2 separate regions of the Mus musculus genome follow, and region 2 is linked to region 1. The links are chromatin loops, found by intact Hi-C in ENCODE. Cell type or tissue: left cerebral cortex. All regions are shown on one strand.

The links. Hi-C counts contacts between places; a loop is a spot of excess contacts. Peaks named below come from ENCODE experiments on the same cell type or tissue, not always from the same donor. Only the 100,000 strongest peaks of a DNase experiment are listed, where the experiment ranks them.
Region 2: a loop joins it to region 1, with 5 times the contacts of the local background. A loop is called at or near these places in 1 of 42 quality-filtered maps.

The regions. Positions count from the first base shown.
Region 1 is chr7:44,439,778-44,447,777 of GRCm38, forward strand. It overlaps Lrrc4b (leucine rich repeat containing 4B), which reads left to right and starts at 2,710. Exons shown (of 3, transcript NM_198250.1): 1 at 2,710-2,754; 2 at 5,098-5,435. The coding sequence starts at 5,133. It overlaps Gm39003 (a long non-coding RNA gene), which reads right to left. Exons shown (of 2, transcript XR_882057.3): 2 at 7,116-8,000. In left cerebral cortex, CTCF peaks have their summits at 3,889 (motif pointing left), 6,474 (motif pointing right) and 7,914; DNase peaks (open chromatin) are centred at 1,977, 2,165, 2,882, 3,595 and 7 more places; H3K4me3 peaks cover 5,272 bases; H3K27ac peaks cover 5,790 bases.
Region 2 is chr7:44,356,936-44,364,935 of GRCm38, forward strand. Shank1 (SH3 and multiple ankyrin repeat domains 1) reads left to right here. Exons shown (of 25, transcript NM_001034115.1): 25 at 1-1,418. The coding sequence ends at 402. It overlaps 1700008O03Rik (RIKEN cDNA 1700008O03 gene), which reads right to left. Exons shown (of 6, transcript NM_027049.1): 3 at 6,008-6,080; 4 at 5,717-5,837; 5 at 4,115-4,248; 6 at 3,108-3,446. The coding sequence ends at 3,251. Among named protein-coding and RNA genes, the nearest start is that of Gm39001, 14 kb to the right of the region's middle. In left cerebral cortex, CTCF peaks have their summits at 935, 3,344, 4,317, 6,370 (motif pointing right) and 1 weaker place; DNase peaks (open chromatin) are centred at 457, 1,331, 2,201, 3,260 and 3 more places; H3K4me3 peaks cover 1,550 bases; H3K27ac peaks cover 2,360 bases.

The DNA of each region.
Region 1 (8,000 bases):
CTCCCCTAGTGACAGATTAGTTAGAGGGGCACCTAGCAATGCACTGGGATCTAGCCAGCCAGATGGGACTGTGGCAAAGAGGGACGGAGGAGGACCTGAAACACAGGTGTCCAGTGAAAGGCAGTGACCTCCTAGGGTGGAGACCTCAGGTGAAGAGATGTTCCAGACTTGGGCAGCTCTTAGAGTGTGCCAGGACTGGGTGCCAGTGCATCTGTGACAAGAGGCAGAGATGGATCCTAACAGCGCAGGTGTGAAGCCAGGCATCCATACAGTGTGTCCATTCCTCCTCTCATCTGGCATTCCCTGAGCCTACCAGGATCTGTCACAGGTTTCAACACCAAACAGAAACCAAAGCCGATGAGACCCCACTCTTGGAGAAAGTGAATTCCAGTAGCTATGGTCTGAGAGATTAGGTAACCTGAGGGAGAAAGAACCAGGCATCATTCAGTGAGAGCGGTGTCAGAGGGATACAGGCAGAGTGAAGAACAACCACAAAGCCTCGCTCGCCCTCAGCCCCAGGCTGGTGCTCAGCTCCAGGAGGGAGGTCAGAGCAGAAGCTGACTGAGGAGTGAGGTTTTTAACCTTTATCTGTGTGATTCAGAAGTTGCTGGAGGGCCCTGAGCAGCAAAGGGAGGGATCTGGCTGGTCACTTGAGGGACCAGACACACTGTGGAGCAGAGTCCAGGCAGGAGTGAGGTGATGGCTAGGTCAGGAGCTAGCTGAGCATGAGCTGAGACAGGACAGCCTGTGTTCAGAACACTACTCTTTCAACCTCCAGCCACTATGGCAGGCAGCCTGTACTACCCTCCTCACAGTGAAGGACACCAGAACTCAGAAACTGAGGCCATATGGCAAAGAGGCAGATTCAGAAATCCAGCTCAGCCCCTTCCCAGAGCTCTAACTAGCACTACTTGCATTTGTGGGTCATGGTATGCTGAGCCTTGTACCCATTCGTAAGCACTTGGCATATGCTTCAGTGCCTGGCACAGAGTGGGGGCTTCATAAATAGGTTTTAGATAGAGTAAGTGGAAAAGGGAGGGGTGATAGATGGGCAGATATAAAGAGGTAGAAGGATGGATGGATGGATGGATGGATGGATGGATGGATGAATACATAAAGGGATGGGTAGAGACATAAATGAGTGAAGATAAATCAATAAATGGATGGCTGATGCATGGATAAAGAATGGAGAGATGGCTAACGGGATGGATGAATAGGTATGTAGATAAGGGAATTTATGAATGGATGAATGGATGGACGGGTAGCAGAAGAGATGGATGCATGGATAAAGGGTTGGATGGACAAGGAAAGAAATAGGTAAATGGAAGGATAGATATATAGATAAGAGGATGGATAGATGGGTAGAGGGTGGATACATAGATGGACAGATGGATGGATGGATGTTGGATGGAGGAGTGGGTTGATAGGTGGATATATAGATGACTGTATGGGTATATGGATAGATAGATGAATGGCTGTATGGACAGATAGAAGGAAGCATGGATAGATGAAGGGACACATGAAGTGAATAGCAAAGTGTAGCTTCACAGCCTGTTCTGCAGAGGGCACCAGGAGGTGGGTATTAGTCTGTGGCTGGGGGGGGGTTGGCATCAGGGGTAGCTTTCTTTGTGGCAAGAATGAGTGCTGGTCTCAGCTGAAAGGTTGATGGTGACATGGGCCTAAGTTGGCTGGCATAGGTTGACTGGAATACTGGAATGGGGTTGAATCAGCAGCTGCATGAGGTAGTGGGGGGACCTAGAGCAGATGCAGGAGCGCCAGGGTGGACCCTGAGGATGTAGGAGGGATGTCTTGGTCCAGCGGCATGGAGTCCATGCTGCCCAGCCTGGTTCTGCAGCCGAGGCTGCTGTGTGTGTGTGTGTGTGTGTGTGTGTGTGTGTGTGTGTGTGTGTGTGTGTGTGCCTGCCATGAGGCTCTAGCTTGGCACAGTCCAAACCCCTCTCCCCTGGCAGCACAGCCGACAACCTTCCTCCCCCGCTTCCCCCGACCTTCCCTGACTGCCCAGAACCAACGGGTTAATTAGATAACGGAGCCTTTGATTAGCGGGGGAGGGGGAGGCCACCCCCTGGCCGAGCTAGCTGGGAGGGGGGAGTTGAGTGAGGGTGGAGGGAAGGAGGAAGGGAGCGCCCTCCCCGCTGGAAGGAGAGAAAGAAGGAGGGAGGGGGCGGGGAGGGAGCGAGCTGGGCTCTGCACTGCCGTGTGACTAGAAATTGTAATCGCAGAGAAAGGGAGCAAGGCAGAGCTGGGAGAGAGACAAGGAGGCAGGCCCCAGGACAGACAGACGGACAGTGGGAACCTGACTGAGCCAGGCTCCCAGCAATGACAGACTGACAGGGACAGTGGAGGAGGAGGACAGACCGACAAGAGGTCTGGGGGTCCTCGGGGAGACAAGACAGAGTCGGGGAGCTGGGGAGAGGGGCAGAGGCTGTGTCTGTGAGTGAAGAGAAAGGAAGCTGGTGTTGGGGGGAGTAAAGTGGGGGACACAGGACCACAGGAGGCAAGGGCTTGCTCGTGTGGTGGCCAAGAGAAAAAGGCCAGGCTCCCCTAGAGGGTGGGGAGGGCGACAGACGGGGGGGGGTGCAGGGAGACCCAAGAAGCCCCTGCGCCCCCCCCCTCAGCACAAGCTCAACGGGAAGCAGTAGGAAGCTGGGGTGGCAGGGCCCCGGGCAACTGCAGGCATGTGGAGGGGGGGGCCTGGGGCACAGAGAGAAGGCCATCGGAAGCCAAGCCGCCAGGGTGAGTGTCCCTCAGAGTGTGTGCTCTGGGAGCGGGGAGACAAGGACAAGGAGATGGTGGTGGCAGGAGAGGCGGGAGGGGAGGGAGGGGAGCTGCTACTGCAGAAGCCTCGACGGGGTGTGCACTGGCAGCCTTGGTGGGGGAGGAGACCCGGGCGCTGGCCTGGGGGATGGTGGGCTCGGTGAGCACAGACCCTTGGCTGGTCGTTGCCAGAGTATCAGGAAGTGGGGATCGTGGAGCCGAGTGGACTGAGGAGAAAGCTCCCTGGCCACATGTGTGGGAACAAAGGCCCCCGGCCCCTGCCGAGGCAAGCTAGTGAAGGCAGCGTGTGGTGGCCAGCCCTGAGGCGGTGGGGGGGTGGGGGGGTTCTGCCTCTCTGTCTTTCTGTCTATCTCTCGGTCTCTCGTGCCTCCGCTTCTCTGATCCTGTCAGTCTCTGCTCCTGGGTCCATCTCTCCATCTCCGTCTTTTTGTCTATTTCTCTGTTTCTGCCTCTCTGTCACGGTCTCTGTCCCTTGGCCTCTGTCTATCTCTGTGCCGGTTTTTGTCTTTGTCTTTTCCCCCCCTTTTCTATCTTTGTCTCTGTTTCCGTGCCTCTCACCATCTCTGTCATTTTCTCTTGGTCTGTCTCTCTGTCTCCATCTCTGTTTCTTTTTATCTCTGTCTCCATCTCTGTCTCCATTTCCAGCCCTGCCTTCACACACTTGCTCCAATACACGGCGGCGGCACACATATTTCTATCTGGGTTAAAATCTTGGAGGCTACAGGAGTGTGTGTGTGTGTGTGTGTGTGTGTGTGTGTGTGTGTGTGTGTGTGTGCTTGCTCGCGCGCTCGCGTGCTTGCGCGCTCATGCGCACCTGCATGGGGGGCAGGCAGCCCTGTGTCCATGGATTAGAGAGGCCGTGTGTGAGGGTGTGTCTGTCTCTGCTGTTTGTGTGAGTGGGTGGGTGATCATGTTTATGGGGACCCCTCTCCCCCTACTGCCCCCCCGTTTCAGGGGATTCTATGTGTGTGAGCACTCAGGGGTGCCATGTGGAGGGACCATTGGGAGCCAGAGGGTAAGTCCTGAGGCCAGACCCCCTCTGCCACCCAGTGGGCCTTGACAAGGCACAAAATCCAGCAGCTTCCGCCCTCCACAGGCAGGAGCGGCTGATGCATAGGAAGGGCGCCTGCTGTGCTGGCTGCAGTCACTGCCCTATCTGCGCGCCATTTGGTTAGCCTGAGTCCCTCCCCCCGGGACTCAGGAAAACAGGGGATAGGATGGGGGGGGGTGTACAATGACCCTGAATTCCTGCATCCCAGACACAGACATGGGGGTCCCTACTGCTCCATCCCCACTCCATCAGCTCCTCAGCCCTGTCCTGCGACAGCCGCTGGCACAGGTCCCGCCACAGGCTGTGTTCCCTTGGAGCACCTGCAATCTTGAGGCCCATGGGCACTGCTATAGTCTCCAACAGGGCCACCACAGGGTGGGGGCACCCCAACAGCCTCCCACCTCCTGCCAGAAACCCAGCTACCTCCTGTCCCCTCTCGATTACCTCTCCTCCAAGTCTAGGACAGGACAGGGCCTGAGTGGAGTGAGGGATGACCCCAGGGTGGGCAGGAGGGCATACAGAGATGGGCCTTCATGTCTGGTTCTGGTGCCCGTACACCTGGACAGAGACCTGCAGGGAGGGATGGAGGGATGGGACGCTGCCTCCCAGGGGACCTGCAACCCGCTTGGTGTGTGATAGGAGTTGATCAGTGTTGCTTTTCACCCCGGCAGAGCCTTTGCCTCATTGTCTGTCTGTCTGTCCCTCTATCTCTACATACTTACCTGTCTAACTGAACTCAATGCAATGACACAACTTAAAAAAAATTTTTTTAACAAACAGTTCTAGGGGTGGAAACAAAGGCCTTGAGCATCCTGGGAATGTGCCCCACCGCCCAGCCACATGTTGACTTTTTAGTTTTGAACGAGGTCTCACTGCATTGCCCAGGTTGGCTCTGGATGTACTCTCTCTAGCCCAGGCCAGTCTGCAACTTTCAATGCTCCTGCCTCGACATCTTGAGCAACTACAAGGGCAGTCCTGCGACCCCAGGCCTGGCAGGACCTAAGTTTGAATCTAGCTGACGTTGCCATTTACTAACCAAGTGACCTTGGGCACAAATGTCCTCTCTCTTGCCTCATTTATCCTTTCTGCAGAATGGCCCAGAGGAGGATGAGGTCTGGCACAGGAAGGCCAAGTCCCTGTAACTTTGGTTCTGAGCAGGGGTAGGGACTTCTGGTGGAACTGAGCCTGATGAAGCTCAGGCAGCCTGAGTCCCTGTTGCTTACTGACCAACACCCTCTCTTCTCCCACAGCCCCCCAGCGTGCCCTCGGAGTATGAACATTGAGGATGGCGCAGGCCCACATCCGCGGCTCCCCGTGCCCCTTGCTGCCGCCTGGTAGGATGTCCTGGCCCCACGGGGCTCTCTTGCTCCTGTGGCTCTTCTCCCCACCCCTGAGGGCTGGTGGGGGCGGTGTGGCCGTGACCTCAGCCGCTGGAGGAGGCTCCCCGCCAGCCACCTCCTGCCCAGCCGCCTGCTCCTGCAGCAACCAGGCCAGCCGGGTGATCTGCACGCGGAGGGAGCTGGCCGAGGTGCCAGCCAGCATCCCTGTCAACACCCGCTACCTGAACCTGCAAGAGAACAGCATCCAGGTGAGCCCGCCTCCGCCGCTGATTGGCCCGTGGGTCAAGGCACAAAGGGTGCAAGCCTCTGCCTCCCTCCTCATCCCTCTCATCCTGGAGTTCCTGGTGTCTGCGCACGGATTCACGTCCTCGCCCCGCCCACCTTTGCGATATATTTCCATGTAGGCTGTGTACGTTTTCCTGGGGTGCCTGTCACACCCCCACACCACAGTACAGGGTGCCTTGAGGTAGCCAGGAGAGGCCCTTCCACTTCACCATCGCTTGTGTTGGCCTGACCTGGCATCTCCAGAAAACCTCAATGTCTTCTTCTAGTGGGGGCTGGTTTCCTTCCGGTCCTGGAGAACTGGCTGGGTGAATGATGGGGGCCAAGGGGCTCAGGGTTTAGGGTTGGTACTGGCAGAGTGGTGAGTGGAGGCTGCAGGTGACTTTAGCTGCCTTTTGGCTGGTGTACAACCTTCCCCGTGCGGTGGGGCTAGGGGCTGTGCTGGTGGCAGAGTGAGCTGTTGGGAGCCGCCTCCCACCTCTGCGCTGTGACATTTGGAACAGGTCTTTCTACAGCGGGGAGGCTGAGGTGGGGCTGTCCTGAGTGCTGCAGATTGCTCAGCAGCGCCCCAGCCAGCCATCAGCTGTCTGCAGACCCAGTGTCTGTGAGCAGACATGGTGCTCACCCCCATGAGGATTTTGTTGTTGGTTGGTTGGTTCTTGGGTTTTGTTTTGCTTTTCTATCTATGCATCTATGCATTTATCTATCTGTCTGAGATAGGATCAGCGACTCACTTTGTATCCCTGACTGGTTTGGAACTCTTTCCATAGGCAGCTCAGGCTGCCCTTAAGCGTGCTCTGTAGCCCAGGTTGCCCCCCAACTTGCAGTGATGCTCTTGCTCTAGTCTCCTGTGTATAGGGATTACAGTTGTGAATCACAGCACTGGCTGAAGGCCACTGTTTAAAAGGCATCGAGTCAATTCCAAGTCCTCGTGTAGACTACCTTGTACCCGTTTAATACACGTAGGAGAGAGGAGGGCACCCTCACAGAAGGTCTTAGACCCCAGTCCCCAGCAGAGGGCTCCGTGGCCCCATATAGCTCTCTGGAGAGCCAGACTCTGAGAAGAATCAAAGCCTGGGACATTGCGGGGAGGGACAGGCTCTTTCTGGGTGTGTGGGAAGCAAGGATAGGCAAACTAGAGAATCTTGAGACCCAGTGCCACCACTGCACCTGGCAATATCCATGACTTCTCCAGGCCCACCTCACCATTTCTGCCAGTTCATTTGAAGTCTGCCCCTCATCTCTCCAGCTGCAGCCTCAGCTGGGCTGTATGCCATGCCCCTCCCTAGGGGCAGACCCTCTGCCACAAAATGGAGATCATCAAAGGATGAAAAAATAGCAGTAAAATAAGAGCACGGATTTGTCACTGCGTAGGGAGTCTGCACGCCACTGTGAAGGCTCTCACCTCCCTAAAAGCTGAGGTCCAGAGTGGAGAGACCAGTGAGCCTGGCCTCCATCCAGAGCCTGCCTTCCCACGGGCAGGAGCTGCCCGAAGAGCAGGAAATGTAGTGCTGGCTCAGAATGGCAGCGTGCACCTATAATCCCAGGAGGATAACTGTGAGGGCCACCCTGGGCTACAGAGTGACTTCCAGGCCAGCCTAGGCACAGAGAGACCATGCTTCATATCCAACCAACACACAACAAAAGAAAAAAAAAAACTAATGGTTTTAATTATCCATATTTTTAAAAAAATCAACACATCCCACCACCCAGATATAAATAACTCCTGTTTACATTTGTTTTCATACCTTTCTGGGCTTATGTAAATGCATCTTTTAATTATTTATTATAGAATGAATACAGATTAATTTAGAAAATACACCTAGATAAACATATAGAGACAAAAGCTACTCAGAATCCCACAGGCTCTTTCCTGTCTGGAGTCCTCAAACTGATGTCCTTAGAACATCCTCAGGGTCCTATCTGGCCTTTGCTTCTGTCTGTGTGTGTGTGTGTGTGTGTTGTTTATGTGCATAGGGAAGCAGAGGTAGACAGATGCCAGGTGTCTTCCACAATTACTTTCCACCTTTTCTTTTGAAGTGGGCTCTCTCTGGGCACAGAGCACTAGGCTTGCTAGCCAGTCAGCCTCATGGATCCTCCTGTCTTCCTTGCCAGTGCTGGGTGACAGATGTGCACCGCCGTGCCTGGCTTTTCCACTGGTGCTGGAGCTCAGAGGAACGCTGGTCTTCCTGCTTGTGCACCAAGCACTTTCCCATAGAGCTTTGGCCTCAGCCTGCTTTCTTTTCAGAAATGAGAACCACAGTGTTCAGTGCTGCCCCGAGGTTGGGTTTTGGCACCTGGTGGTACAGCCAGGAATGTCTTTCTCAGAGCTGTCACGGCTGGGTGTTTGTTTTTGCAGTATTTAGAGAGGGAATCTAGAGCTTCCAACATGTGCACAGAGCCACAGTCACCCCCAATCCCAACCACTAGGGAATTCTAGGCAGGAGCTCTACCAGTGAGCCACACCCCAGCCCCTCCCTGGGAGGTTCTAGGCATCTCCAGCCCTCTGTCACTTTTTATTTTGAGATGGG
Region 2 (8,000 bases), 83 kb before region 1:
TACCCGGGCCTCTTCGACATCCGTAGCTCTCCGACCGGAGGGGCAGGAGGCTCGGCTGACCCCTTCGCTCCCGTCTTTGTGCCACCACACCCCGGGATATCTGGGGGTCTTGGAGGAGCCTTGTCTGGGGCCTCTCGCTCCCTATCACCCACCCGCCTGCTCTCGCTGCCCCCGGACAAGCCGTTCGGCGCCAAGCCTCTAGGGTTCTGGACCAAGTTTGACGTCGCTGATTGGCTGGAGTGGCTGGGCTTATCAGAGCATCGAGCCCAGTTCCTGGACCACGAGATTGATGGCTCCCATCTGCCCGCCTTGACCAAGGAGGACTATGTGGACCTGGGCGTGACCAGGGTGGGCCACCGTATGAACATTGACCGGGCTCTCAAATTTTTCCTGGAGAGGTGATGGCTGGCCTGGACGGACCAGCCCGTCCATAGGACCCTTGAGCCTGCTGACCTCTTGACCTCTGACCCCTCTGACCATCATTCTCTCCCCTCTCCCCTCAGGGGGCCAGGGACTCTGCTAAAACTGTGCCTGGCCCCATCTCCCCAGGCCTGACTGAGGTCCCCAGGTGGACCCGATGCGGGCCAGACAATGGCACCTCGCAAGAGGTGGGCAGCTGACACAAGACTGCAAGTGGAGTAGAGGGGGGGATTAGACAAAAATGACAAAGGGGTACTGAAGAAGGAGGGAAAGGCCGACTGGGGGTGGGGGGACAGACAGAGCCATAGAGGGTCAGCCCAGAGCCTGACCTGATGGGGTCCTGGGAAGGTGTGCCCTCCGATTCCATCATTCGCGCCCCTCAAATAACCCTTTTCACCTCTCCAGGCCCCTCAGTCTTCCCTCTCTCCGTGGCACACTCAGCTGCCCAGCCCCCGGCCTCTTGCACGCCTGTTCCCCTTCCTGGCTGCAGTTTTTGCACAAGCTTGCCCCCTGGCTGTCTTGCACACCTCTGGCCTGCTGAGGCCCTCTCCGCTCCCCAACACGCTGCATTCTTTTTTTTTTTTTCTTTTCTTTCTTTTTTTTTTTTTTTTTTTTTTTTTCCTCAAGCGCCACCGCCTTCGCTAGCTTGCTCTCTGCATACTTGCTTCTGGGGGAGAGGGGTTACTGCACCCTTTCTTTCTCTAGCCACCCTGGTCCCATGCTGCAGACACACATGGGACTTTCCTTCCCTCTCCTGCTCCCAGACCCAGGCATACTCCCATAGCCCCTGGCCACCCGTGCTCTCTGCTCTCTCTGTACATGCTCTGAACACACTCACCTCCGCTCTCACGTCCAGGGCCACTTTCCTGTCTTGCCACCCCTAAGCCCTTACTCTCCCTCTCATGGTGGCACTCCTGTGCCCGGCCTTCTCTATTTTCTCTGACACTTAGCACACCCCTCACACTCATGGCCCTGAACTCTTTCCAAATGTTTAACCCCTTCTCCCCCGGCTCCTCATCCTTCTCCTTCACATTCCTGTTCACTGCTGTTTTGTTTTGTTTCCTGAGAAAGGGTTTCTCTGTGGAACCCTGGCTGTCCTGGAACTCAGAGATTGCCTCTGCCTCCCATATGCTGGGATTAAAGGCGTGCGTCACCACGCCAGGCTACTTCTGTTCACCGGTTTCCTTGCTTTCTTGTGTACCCTTGCACACTTCCTCTTGTGCACTTGCCCTCCCCGGCCCATTCTCCACCCCTGCCCCCAGCCTCCTTCTTCTTTTTCTTCTTCTTCTTCTTCTTCTTTCTTCTTCTTCTTCTTCTTCTTCTTCTTCTTCTTCTTCTTCTTCTTCTTCTTCTTCTTCTTCTTCTTCTTCTTCTTTCTTCTTCTTCTTCTTCTTCTTCTTCTTCTTCTTCTTCTTCTTCTTCCTTCTTCTTCTTCTTCTTCTTCTTCTTCTTCTTCTTCTTCTTCTTCTTCTTCTTCTTCTTTCTTCTTCTTCTTCTTCTTCTTCTTCCTTCTTTAATGGTGCTCAGGTATGGGATGTGCTTGCTGCGCTGTTCTGATCTTTCTAGATGACTTTCCCCAGTTGCCCTGCAGAGCCTGGCCTCTTTTTGGTTTGCGTATTCGCCTCTCTGCATACTCTTAGCCAGTCCTCTCTTCTCATTTTCTGCACCCACCCTAGGTCTTCGCTCACCTCCCCCTGCTTTTCCTAGGGAGAGGAGACCCTGCGCATGCACGCTGGCTCCCAGCTCACTAGGCTGTCACCCAGTCCTGTCATTCTTAGACCATTCATCTGTCTGTCCATTTTGCACGAAGATTCCCCTCTCCTCCCCAACCCTTTCTTCTCTCCCAGATTACGCCCCCATCCTTACAGCATGGCTCCTCCCTCCCCGCACGTTCCCCCTCCCTGCTTCTGGGGCTTGGGAATTAAAGCCACCTCTCCTCCCCTAGGTAGCCCCCTCCCCTGCTGTGGATAAAAGGGGAGAAGGCATCGCCCTCAGGTTCCCCCCTATGTTCAGCTGCCAAAGAAGGGAGCTCCCCTCCTTCCCCCCACCCCATTCCCTATAGCTGTCCCCAGGCGCCCCTGGGGCGCTCCATCCACGAGGGGAGGGCCAGCCCCCTCCCCTCACCACGTCAGGGAAATGCAGGGAACCTTGTGGGAGGGTCACGGGAGGGGGAGGGGTGGCGAGGGCTGGAGAGGTGGTGGCGCTGGGCCCCTACCCGCCCCCTCCCCCTGGTCGGATGCCCCCCGTCCGCAGGGGGCCTGCGCGGCGCCTGTCTATCAAGGGCTTGTTAATTCCGGATGGGTGCCGCGGGGTTGGGGAGGGCGTAAGGGGTGGGGGTGGGGGTGAAGGAGCGGGGAGAGGGAAGGGGGAGGGATTGGATGGGGGAGCGGGGTGGAGAGGAGAGACCAAGCAAAAAGAGAAACAATAGCAAAAGAAAAATATACAAAGCAAAATAAAAATTAAAAAAAAAAACCCTAGAACACACAAATCCAAAAGGGGGAAAAACCTGAAATAAAAGCCCTAGAACTGTCTTCCAAGGGGGCGGGAGGGGACTTGAAAGGAGTTGAGCTCGTCCTGCAAGGTCGCAGGGATAGGTTGTGACCAGGTTGGCGTTTCTGGCCGAGTGGATGAGAGTGGAGGTTCGCCCCGCCCCCCACGCCCAACACGACTTTGCCGAGAGAAATGGCTTTTGTATCAGGTCATTCTTTATAATTAAACTCACAGTATCCACCCCCTCGAGCCGGCCCCGCCTCCTTCCTAGGGAGGCCACGCCTTCTCGTTTCGCCGGGTCTGGGGGCGGGGTGCAGCTGGAACCCGCCCCCGCTGTGCGTCAATCTTCGTCGGCAGGCTCCGCCCCGAGGGCTTCGAGCATGCGCCTTCGGACCAGAGAGCGGCGCAGGTGCAAACGGTAGTCCCCCAGCAGTAAATCGTCGTGGCGCACCAGTGGGTACGCGGTTCCACGGAGGGTGAGCCCGGAGCGCAGCAGGCGTGACCGCGTCTGGAAGTCTGTGACGGTGATGAGCCACCTGTGGGCGAAGTGAAGGCCCAGAGACGTCTTTGGGTTCACCCTGGCCCCCTTCGCTTGCGGGCGTCACTGCGGTCTTCTCAGCTGGATCGTTCACCTCACCTGGGAATGCGCCAGGTCCCGCCCTCGCTACTGTCTCCTCAGACTCCGCTAGAAAAGCCCTTCAGCATAGGACCTGCCCCCACAATGTCATCCTGACTCTGACTCCTCCCTAAATGCTACCCAGCCCAGGCCAGCCCTCCAATGCTATCTTCATTCTGATTTTGCCAAAAGTGCCGCTCAACCTAGGACCCGTCCCTCTGAGTGGTTCTGGGCCTCAAAACTCACTGTTCCCCTTCACCTTGACCTCATCCTCTCACCTCGCCTCTTCTCAACTCACTCTAGGCTCCAAGTCTTTCAGTTGCTTTTAGCTCCATCCCTCACTGGCCTCTACACTCTGACTTCAACCACCAGCCTCCTCTAGGTTCCACGCCCTCTGTGTCCGTCCCCCCACCCCCCCTGTGTCCTCCCCCCTCCGTCCCCCACTGATGCTAGGCTCCGCCCCTCTCCCACTCTCACTCTAATTCCGCCTCCCAGCTCAGTTTATGGAGCATTACGCTCCCTGGCTGCATCTCTCCCAATTACGTTCCTCAGCCTCTCACCCTAGACCACTCCCATGCATGGTCTCACCTGTCCCTGCGGCCCGCAGTACCGCAGATGACATTCATATTCTCGTAGCGGATGCTGTTCACGCGCCCGCTTTCCATGGCCCCGGGCAGCTCGGCCTCCAAAGCCTGCAGCACCTCCACGTGCGTAAAGTCTTCCTGCGTGGGCATGCATCAACTTCAGCCCTTATCTCCTAGGCTGGAGCCTGGTCCAAGACTCCACCTACAGACCCGCTAGGTTATGACACTCTTGTCAAAAGGGGTGACCACAGGTGTCTCTCGGGTGTGAAGGCATCTGCTACTCGAGATCATTCTGAAAAACTAGACTAATTAAATTGTAATAACCGCCCTACAGGGAAACTCTCCCAGAGACCAGCCATGGACAGTGCTTTACAGTTCTGGAGGATTCTATTTGAACAGGTGATTTCAAAGTTAAGGGGCTGCAGTTATCAGAAGGGTCAGAAGAAATTGTTTGAGCCGGGTGTGGTGGCGCATGCCTTTAATCCCAGCACTCGGGAGGCAGAGGCAGGCGGATTTCTGAGTTCAAGGCCAGCCTGGTCTACAGAGTGAGTTCCAGGACAGCCAGGGCTATACAGAGAAACCCTGTCTCAAAAAACCAAAAGAAGAAGAAGGAGGAGGAGGAAGAGGAGGAGGAGGAGGAAGAAGAAGGAGGAGGAGGAAGAAGGAGGAGGAGGAAGAAGAAGAAGAAGGAGGAGGAGGAAGAAGAAGGAGGAGGAGGAAGAAGAAGAGGAATAAGGAAGAAGAAGAGGAAGAAGAGGAAGAAGAGGAGGAGGAAGAGGAGGAGGAAGAGGAGGAGGAAGAGGAGGAGGAAGAAGAGGAAGAGGAAGAGGAAGAAGAAGAAGAAGAAGAAGAAGAAGAAGAAGAAGAAGAAGAAGAAGAAGAAGAAGAAGAAGAAGTTGTTGTTTGAGGAGATGTGCCATAGTGGAAAAGTGCGAAAAACAGCTGTCCAAGTATATATAATCACTGTTGATGGGCTGGCTTCCTGGTTTAGTGGGTAAAGACGCTTACTGTGTGAACCTTATGACTTGAGTTCAATCCCTATAACCTGCTATAGGTGGAAGGAGAGAAATGAGTTGTCCTCTGGCCTCCACCTGTTAGGACAGTCTGGAAGGCCTCTTCCTCCCACCCATGTGCTAACCAGGCCTGCTTTAGCTTCTGAGCTGGAAAGAGATGCCTCGTACCTGGGGCAGTACACTGGGGTCCCTTTCTTAAAGACACCAAGGAAAGGAGAGATGAAATGGGGACAACAGCCCCCCATGAAAGAGTAAAGTCACATAGACTTCTAAAGGGATGCCTTAAAGCTTGCACCTAGTATACAGTAGGTGCCTCTTAACGCCAGACACAAGCAATCATGGTCTCCTCTGTGTGTGTGCGTGTGTGTGATTTTGTTTTTTTGTTGTTCTCTTTGAGACATGAGCTCAGGTAGCCCAGGCTAGTTTCAAACTCACCGTGTAACTGAGGCTGACCTTGAACTGCTAGAGTGCTGCAGTAATGAACACAGATTTACCATGCCCAGTCCTTAACCTGAATTAAACCGCCGGCCACCTCAGGTCTGATCCGCTGATCCCATCACCACCTGAACTGTGCAGAGAGCTGGGCCACTCACCGAAGTCTCCATGCAAAGGCAGAGGGGCTGGGCAGAGGGTGGTTCTGAGAATTTTCGGATACACGGGAGCTCCCGATCCAGCGCCTCATATTCCGAGATGACCTGCCGCAGGTACTGCTTCCTGTGTGTGTGTGGAGGAGAGGGAAAGAAAGAGGAGAGGGGAGGAGAAGGATAGAGGGCAAAGGAAGGGAGGAAGGGAGAACAAGGCAAGGAAAGGGACTCTCAGGTCAGGGGCTGCTGCTGTCACCTCTGCAGGAGCTGTCACAGGTCGCGGGACCAGGGAGTACTCACGAGGACTTGGCAGGCTTGCCCAGGCTCCGAGACATGGACTCCTCCATAGACTCGAGGTCAACAAGGAAGGATCCTAGTAACAAAAGAACCCAGTGTCACCTGCCAAGAACCCTTTGAGGCCATAACTCTTTCCAGAAGAGAATCACCCAGCAGTGTGCATACCACTCAGGAAAGTTAGATCTCAGGGGCTAGGCTCTGAGATATCATCTGGAAGCTACAGGATCCACCCTTCCATTACGGCGCTGAGACTGTTTCCTGGCTAGGTGCAGCCTGAAGGAAGCAATGCAAGAGAAAAATAACACTCTGCACCAGAAACTTTTTTTTAAGATTTATTTATTTCATGTATGTGAGTACACACTGTCTTCAGACACACCAGAAGAGGGCATCAGATCCCCATTATAGATGGTTGGGAGCCACCATGTAGTTGCTGGGATTTGAACTCAGGATCTCTGGAAGAGCAGTTGGTGCTCTTAACCACTGAGCCATCTCTCCAGCCCTCTGCACCACAGTTAATACCAAACTCCAGCCTGCTGGTTGGAACTTGACTGATAAGTTCCTCACATATGACCCCTTTCTTGCCCACTTTACCATTAGCTGATGGGCCTCTCGTTTCCCTTGGCTAGTCATTGGCACACATGACCTATTCTCTCCCTCTTCTCTTCAGCTGTACAGGCACAAGGGTGTCTAGCCTCCCTGAGCAGCTCCTTTGTGGCCTGGCAACCAAGTTCTCACCAACGGTGTAAGCGAGAGGGAGCACTGCAACTTTAGGGTTGTCCACATAGAGGATTGTCCACTGGCTGTGGTAGTGTGCAGACCTGGCAGCACAGCACAAGGAAGGCTGTGGCAAGGGGGTTATCATGAGTTCAAAGGCAGTCAAAGTCACACAGGAACTGTGGGTCAGCCTGTGTCTCACGGGAAAAGTGTGGGGAAGAGAGAGAGGGGAAGGAAGAGGAGGACGGGGAGGAGGAGGAGCAAGAGGAGGAGGGGGAAAAAGAGGAGGAAGAAGGAGGGAGAGAAGGAAGGAAGGAAGGAAGGAAGGAAGGAAGGAAGGAAGGAAGGAAGGAAGGAAGGAAGGAAGGAAGGAAGCTGTTTGATGTTTGGCTCTTCCTTCAGATGGGCTGGAATGTGGATGGAGTAACCCAGCTTCAACCATGTTGGATATGCTGAGCAACAGTGCACTGGACCTTAGGCCCACAAGTTGTCCTATAGAGTTCAAGCAGCCCACAATACACTCTTTGACCCAAATTAATGTCTGCCTTCTTTATGTTACAGTGTTTCAAGGCAGAAGAGAGAAGAGTTGCCCCTGACAGCCCAAGGCTATAAGATGTTCCTCCTGGCCTAATGATTATCCCTGACATCAATTCCAGACAGAGCCACTAGAGCAAGACACTCAGATGAGAGCATGATGCAGTTACATCTGAGCAACGAGCAGACACATAACTATTAAACACTTCAACTACAGGAATTATATAACAGCCCCCACTACCTGGCTCAGAGCTGAGGGCTGGATCTCCCATCAGCACCCTGTGCTGAAAGCCCTCAGATGCTCCAGCTTGCATGTGAAGTAACACACTTCCTTGGTGGGCATGCGTTCTTCTAGATGTGGTGTGGGAATCTGGTTTGATGGCAACATCCCAAGGCCCTTTGTAGCCCTGGCTGTCCTGGAACTTGCTTTGAGGACCAGGCTGTCCTTGACCTGAGAGATTCACCTGCCTCTGCCTCTCTGCCTCCTCTGCCTCTGCCTCTCTTGCTGGGGTTGCAGGGGTACACCACTGCTTTAATCTGCATTTTAACAGAATCCATACCTTACTGCCTCTTTTTCATCTTCCCTTCTGTCCTACTTCAAACACAGATGTTTTCCAGAATGTGTCACTGCAACGGGCCAAGCCCTTCGTGACAGTGCTAGGGACCAAACCTGGGTCTTTTCACAGTGCTGGGCAGGTGCTCCACCACGGAGATGACTCCAGCCCCTCACAGGGGACTCTAGGCCAGC